2 separate regions of the Homo sapiens genome follow, and region 2 is linked to region 1. The links are chromatin contacts, found by Hi-C or POLR2A ChIA-PET in ENCODE. All regions are on one chromosome and are shown on one strand. The core of a region is the stretch at or near the end of the contact, and the rest is flanking DNA. Distances in the headings are between cores, read along the strand shown. Region 1 holds the start of LINC02524 (long intergenic non-protein coding RNA 2524). Region 2 overlaps AHI1-DT (AHI1 divergent transcript).

What was found. A loop is a pair of places that touch in the nucleus more often than their neighbours do. ChIA-PET counts read pairs that join two places held with the same protein, here RNA polymerase II (POLR2A). Pooled maps may share reads with other maps.
Region 2: a map of endothelial cell of umbilical vein shows a loop between it and region 1 (1.9-fold over the local background). The contact joins the enhancer-like site here to the promoter of LINC02524 in region 1. A Hi-C loop is called at or near these places in 1 of 168 maps with a recorded cell type or tissue (endothelial cell of umbilical vein), 8 of 37 single-sample maps with no recorded cell type and 9 of 50 pooled maps. POLR2A ChIA-PET finds 5 or more read pairs at or near these places in 3 of 52 experiments (PC-9, activated T-cell and activated naive CD8-positive, alpha-beta T cell).

Annotation. Positions count from the first base shown.
Region 1 is chr6:135,632,935-135,636,334 of GRCh38, forward strand. LINC02524 (long intergenic non-protein coding RNA 2524) reads right to left here and starts at 1,747. Exons shown (of 3, transcript NR_183501.1): 1 at 1,554-1,747. The region is part of intron 2 of AHI1-DT (AHI1 divergent transcript); the gene reads left to right. It also overlaps the pseudogene HMGB1P17.
Region 2 is chr6:135,666,785-135,670,184 of GRCh38, forward strand. All of the region lies in intron 3 of AHI1-DT (AHI1 divergent transcript), which reads left to right. Among named protein-coding and RNA genes, the nearest start is that of LINC02524, 34 kb to the left of the region's middle. Within about 2 kb of position 1,532, at least 3 of the 41 ENCODE cell types and tissues checked have a DNase peak (open chromatin) inside an H3K27ac peak, as active enhancers do.

The DNA.
Region 1 (3,400 bases), core at 497-2,996:
CCACATAGAAAAGAATACATGCCTGAGTTCTCAGGTTTATTTGTTCATTTAAAAATAATTTATCAAGTGCCTATCATGTGCTACATGGTTCTAGTATTAAATTGAACCCCATGCCACTGTGGGTATTCTATCCTTTTTAACTCAAAAGTCAGAAATTTGATATAGTTCAACTTATTCAAAAACAAGTCCCCTTTAAAGAGCTTTCAATCTAATATAAGGTTTTAGGTGTATAAAAAAAGAATGCCTCTAAAAGTTTTTATACTTCATTAAAAATTTTGTGGCCATGGAATTCTAAAATTCTGTAGATCAGAAATATTTCTATATAATGAAATATACAATGAAAATATTTCAGTATAATGAAGTTATTTCCCTGATGCAAGGTCTCATTTAGAAGAGTTTGTTTTCTGCATGAAGCATCCAAAGTAATAAATGATTTCTTCATCCTTGCGCCGTGCCGTATCATCAAGAATTACTTATTTGTCCATTTTGTTGTGATTTTTAAAGCTAATTTAGAATCAAAACTGAAGTGAGAAGTTGAACAGTAGCCCAGTTTTGTTCCTGCTTGGAAGAAGTAATTAATCTTTAACTTCCCGTATTTCTACCTACTCTCTTTCAAAAGCACAAATAATTTTCCTTACCAGAAACCTCCTAAATTTCATAGCATTCACAGTATACACTGACATGATGTAGGAGAGGTGACATGTTATGTGCTTGAATTCAGAGTTTTTTCCCCCGTTCTTTTTGATTTAATGCCTGAAAAGAGTAGTGGCATATGGACTCTGTTCTTATTCAAAGCCCAATTATGGTATGATTCCTGGCAAAAACGTTCACCATTATACAAGTCCACAAAGGGCTTTGAATTATTGACCCTACTCAGTAAACAAGAGAGCTCCTTGTTGTTGGTCCCACTGGGGATGGGGGAGCACAGGCAAGGTAGTGGAAGGCATAAAAAAGGAAAGCAAGGAGAGATGAATATGCAAAATGCTGTTATTTTAAACCCTCTTGTTTTAGTTTACATTCAAGGAATTGTATGTAATGGAGAGGGCACAGAATTAAAAACTAAAATGATGGGATTCCAAGCAGGCTAAACTTAAAGTACCTTCCTAACGACAAGCCTACCTGCCTCTGTACCCATTGTTTCCCCCTCCCATTTTGGTTGGAGGTGACACTCCTTGCCATTGGGCCAATCCTCTTACCAACATCAGAAGCCCACTTCTTTCTTATCATGTTTTTATCATCCTCCTTCTCTTCTATATCTTCTCCTTCTCTCTTTCTACTGGATTTTCCTCATCAGCATTTAAACATATGGAAGTCTTTTAATTTATAAACATCTCTTTATCCTATTTTCCCCTCCTGTTACCACCCTAATCCTTTCCATCTTTACCTGTGCATAAGAAGTAGCACAGCAAGGCAACACTTGTCTTTACTCAACAGCTCCATTTCCTTAGCTCTCATTCATTAATTAATCTTCCTCTGAAAGGGCTAAACCAAAGTTATCAATCATCTCCCTGAAGCTAAGTTCGACAAACATTAATAAGTTTCTTATCACTTACCCTCTTATCAAAGCACAACAAAGCTGACCATGCCACTCCAGTAGATCCTCCACTGACTTGGTTTCCATGATACTAGATCCGTTTGGATTGTCTACTGCCTCTTCAGTTGCTCCTTCTCCTTCTTCATTTACCAGCCAGTGCTCCTCATCTGATCTGAAACGCTGGACTTCTTCAAGCTTCAATCTTCGGCTCTCTTTTCTTCTCCTTAGACCAAGATTTCTCAATAGCTTTTGGGTCTTAAAGAATCCTTGACAAAAAATTATTGCTGAACTTCCAGTATATCAGCATGATCAGTAAGTTGCAGACATAATAAACTAAAAATACTATTAATACTCTTTTGGAGATAGAATGATAGTTTTCTATGGATATGTTTATTTTGGCTAATATTATCAGCCCACTCATTTTGTGTGGTTCTCCTCCCACTAAGGATATCAACTTGAATGTAAGTCAATAGTATGAGTAGCGCAAACTTTAGTTTTTCTTTTTTTTTTTAAATTAAAATTTCTTCTGGATTTTTAAAACCTTATCCAATTAGACTTAAAATTCTTATTACAAATGTCTACTATGTAATTAGTATGTAATCTCAACATTTTAGGAGGCTGAGAAAGGAGGATCATTTGAGACCAGGAGTTGAAAACCAGCCTGCTCAACATAGTGAGACCCTGTCTCTACAAATTAAAAAAAAATTAGCCAGATATGGTAGAACTTGCTTGTAGTCCCAACTACTTGGGAGGCTAAGGCAGAGGATCACTTAAGCCTAGGAATTTGGGGCTGCAGTGAGCTATGATTGTGCCACCACACTCCAGCCTGGGTGACAGAGCAAGAGTCCATCTAAAAAAAAAAAAAAAACAAAAAATGACCAAAAACCCCCCCAAACCCATACATTCTACTATAAAAAATGCAAACACGGTATGGTATGTGGTACATGGTGAATGGCAAGAGTGCTTTTTCCCTATTTACAACTAAAGATGACTTGTTAGCTAACCTTTCTTGAAAAAAGAAAGGCAATAAGCTTAGCTTGTCTTTTAAAAATTTAATTCCTTTATTTTCAATAATTCTTAAAACCCATGGGTTAACATAGTAAATTTCTGTTAATAAATAACTGGCTTAAGCCAAAATAATTTTTAAATTGTATTTACTTAGAAGCATTCAAAATGTCAACAACATGGCTGCAACTGTTTTTTTTTTTTTACAATTATAGAGTTGTATTCAGTTATCAAAACAACAATTATTTTGTATAAACTGCATCAGAGACAACTGAAGATGAAAGAACTACCATCTCCACATATAACTAATTTGTGCAGTGCACCAGAAAGAACCTGTTTAAATTTCCATGCCAATTTGCAACCCCCATACTGTGCCAGGTAAGGTTAGTGGCTATTGAAAATACTACCTGGACAGGGCTATCTAAAGACACATTGGATAGTGTGTTAACTATATAAAAAAAGACACTGTACAATTTAAAAACAAATTTTATACAGACTTACATTTCAATTTGTTTCTTTAAAAAGTAGTCAGTTGTGTACAGGGGGGTTAAATGCTTTTAAGACAAGAAAAACACTGCACTAGAACCAACTTATTAACATTGTCATTATCTCCTCCTCCTCCTCCTTCTCCTCTTCCTCCTCCTCCTTCTTCCTTCTTCTTCTCCCTCTTCTTCATCTTCATCTTCTTCATCTTTTTTTCATCTTCCTCCTCTTCCTTCTTGTTCTTACTCCCTTTTTTTTTGGCTACATCAGTCTTTCCTTTAGCTTACTGTGCAGCAATATTCTTTGGGTATTTTTCCTTCAGCCTTGCATCCTTCTTTTTATAAGGCTGCCTGTCATCTGCAGCAGTGTCATTCCATG
Region 2 (3,400 bases), core at 282-2,781, 34 kb after region 1:
AACTGAATCCTTTTCACCCCAAGCTAATTTTCTTTCCACCATAGGCTCTACCTTCCAATTAAACCTCTTGCTAGCCAAATATGTTCTAAATTTGTTTATTCATTTTCCAAATATTTATTGACAGGCACTCTTCTGGACACTGAGGGAGGATACACAATGAAGAAAATAGACAAGTTCTTGTTCTCATGGTGTGAATACCCTAGCGGAAGGGCAGAAAATAAGCAAATAAATATATATGATGTCACATGGCAACACTACTGGCAAGAAGAGGATTGGAAAAGTGTGCTTTTTAATTAGGATGATTAAAGATGACGTCTTTGAGGTTACGGTTGACCAGAGCCCTCATTGAAGCCAGGAAGCATGGCAGGGAGATAGTGAAGGAAGGGCATCCCAGACAGGAGAACTGGAGGACAAAGGCTCTGGGTGTGAAAGTCTTTGGCATATTTACAGGGAATAGGATAGAGGTGGGGGGACCTGGAACTGTTAAGGGGTTGGGGTGGAAGCAGCAGGAGATTAAATCAGAGAGGTAGCCAGAGGAGGTTTTATCCAGAGAGACCAGAGAGATGGCAAATATTCAACTGTGTGTTCTCATTCTCTGGAAGAAGAAAACACTTTATCATTTTACAGTGCTTACCTTGAGAATATGAAAAAAGAGAATCTTTTATCATTTCAGTCATCTATAAGTGAGTATTCAAATTTATATGTTCAATCATTTAGTAGTTCATTCTTACAGTCAACATTTACTAGGCACCCACTGTACCCTAGATACTCCGCCAGATGTTAGAGCTATGAAAAAGGAAAAGAGATACCATTTTCTATCCTCCAGAACCAGATGTGAGTATGTTGTATACAACTGGAGGATGATCAGGTTGACAAGAGCATCTTGTATTACTGTCCACACATTTTTTACCCCCCAAAATGTGTGGTTTCCACAAGAACTAGCTGGAAGCCTGCCATTTACTGACACATTGCTACAAATTTTTAAATTAAATGTTTTACTAGAAATGGATTCAATGTGGTAACGGATCTGTCTGACTACGTTTCAGAAGGGTTTAAAAGCATTTAATTTCCATGTCACATCCATTAAAAGTTAATGATGTCATGCACTCCAGGGAGCAATCCATTTCATAATTTAAAGTGGAACCAACAAAACACGACTCAAAAGGGAAATGAAGGTGACAAGGTACAGAATAACATGAACCAGTGTAGCTGCACCTGTCATGACCCTTCCCGGGGTTAACCTGGCAGAGAACAGAGAGTTTAAGGGAAATGAATCAGAGAACCAAGCCACATTCCATCTTCCTCAGAGAGAAAAGAGCATAAATCAGGAAGAAATAAAGTTTATGTGATATGCAGCACACATTTTTAGCGTTGGTTTCCTTCACACTGAAATGAGGAAAACAGAGCATAAGGAAAGCCACGTGAGGGGACTGCATAATGAGCTGTGGGATTCCAGAGGATGTAGATCTCCACGAACCCTCTGACTCCACACTTGAACTGTGAGGCCAACTGGCACCCTCCCTCCGTCTCCACACTGCCTGAGGCTCTTTCCTGTGCCTGCGCTTCTGAACAACAGAGGAAACCCAGGGATACGCTCTTCCCAATACTCACTCCCCTGCCCTTCCAGCTCCTTCCACCTTGTTTACATTTGTACTCGCGTATTTCATGTGGGTTGTGAAAGCTGGTAACGTTATGGCTACAGAGTGCTCTATTATATTTTCAAGGGCGGAAAAAGGCTGTATGTGAAGCTGCCAAATCAAATCCTTGCCAAAATGGTCCAAGCTAATGAGAAGGTTTGTAAATTACAGTTCAATGGATGAGACGTGGAGGACAAGGAATATCATGCCCACCCAGCAAATAGAATCACTGAGCATCACTAGCTTTTTTACTGGTATATATATATATATATATTATATATATAATATATATTATATATATAATATATATATCTTTTTTGCACTATATATATTTTGCACTATATATATACTGCAAAATACATATATACATATTTTGCACTATATATAGTGCAAAAAATATATATACATATTTTGCACTATATATATAGTGCAAAAAATATATATACATATTTTTGCATGATCTTAGTCAAAGTATTCAAAAATTTAAGCATTTATAGAGTAAAGTTTCATCAATTCCTATACATTTAAGCTGGAACTAGATCGGGTGTTACTTAAACTGACAACTAATGCAATGTTTTATATAATACAGATGATCAATAAATTTCTGCTTAATGAAAGAATAGGTGTCTACAAAAATAAATAGACACATTTAGATTGCAGAACCAATAATTAAGGGCAACTTTACCATTTGAGTCTACTTCCTGCCCCACTTCCTCCCCACAGTAAAGTTTAGAATTTTCCACATATTCTGATATGATTTAATTTTAACTAGTCCTATCACTTATCAGCTCATTTCTAGACTGATTAATGGACATCGACCAATTTTAATTTATAAATTGGTCTTTTCCCTGTTTCTTTAGATTTTGGAAGTTTTGTGTGCATTTGCTTTGGAGCCAAACACGAGAAGAAATTTTAAAAATCACAGCTCTTTGAGTCTTTAAACATTTTTCAAGTTATAAAGTCATTTAGTTTCAGAGACTTTTCCATTTTCTAGCTGAAAGCAATCAACTTTAAGAATCCCTATATAAGAATTCCTAGAAGTGCCTGGTCAGAAAATTAAAGCAGAGGAAGAATTGATTTCTTTGTTATAGTTTCCATAATCATTTAATCAGAAACAATACAAAAAATTAATCCATTTCTTAAAATGTTTACATGACACTTTCTATGCATATTCATTAAAAAGTATAAAATATTTTTGTAATGGATCAAAATTTAACAAAATTTAATTTATTTTATTAAACTAAGTTTTTTCTTTAATAAAAACAATCATGATAATTAAGAAAATAGAAAGCATTCAAGTTAAAATAAAGCCAGTAATATTCCACACTATCAAGCTTAAAACATCATTATGAAAATTTTGAAGACGTTAATTTTAGATGTAGGGAATGGTAATTGCTTGGGCTTTGCCTGCACATCAGTAGCAATGATAGTCAGATACAAATTTAGACTTTAACTTAATTCCTCTTTTCCTGCAGGTCCTTTCTCCTGTATAATTATACTCAATCATTAAAAAGAAATGAACTCAATATCTTAATATACATGGAATTACTCTGTTGTATCTACAAGAAGCACATTTCCTATTTTCAATAAGTTGAGTTGAAAAGAAAAGAATGCAACTTTTTGAATTATTTTGTAAAATGCAGTTAGTAAAAGCTTTAGTGTTGCTTTTTGTCTTTAATTTGTTTTGTTAGTTGTTTCTTTCTGTGGTATTCACTATGATGCATTTTGTGTTGCTGGAAGCTAGTGGTAACAATGCAATAGAC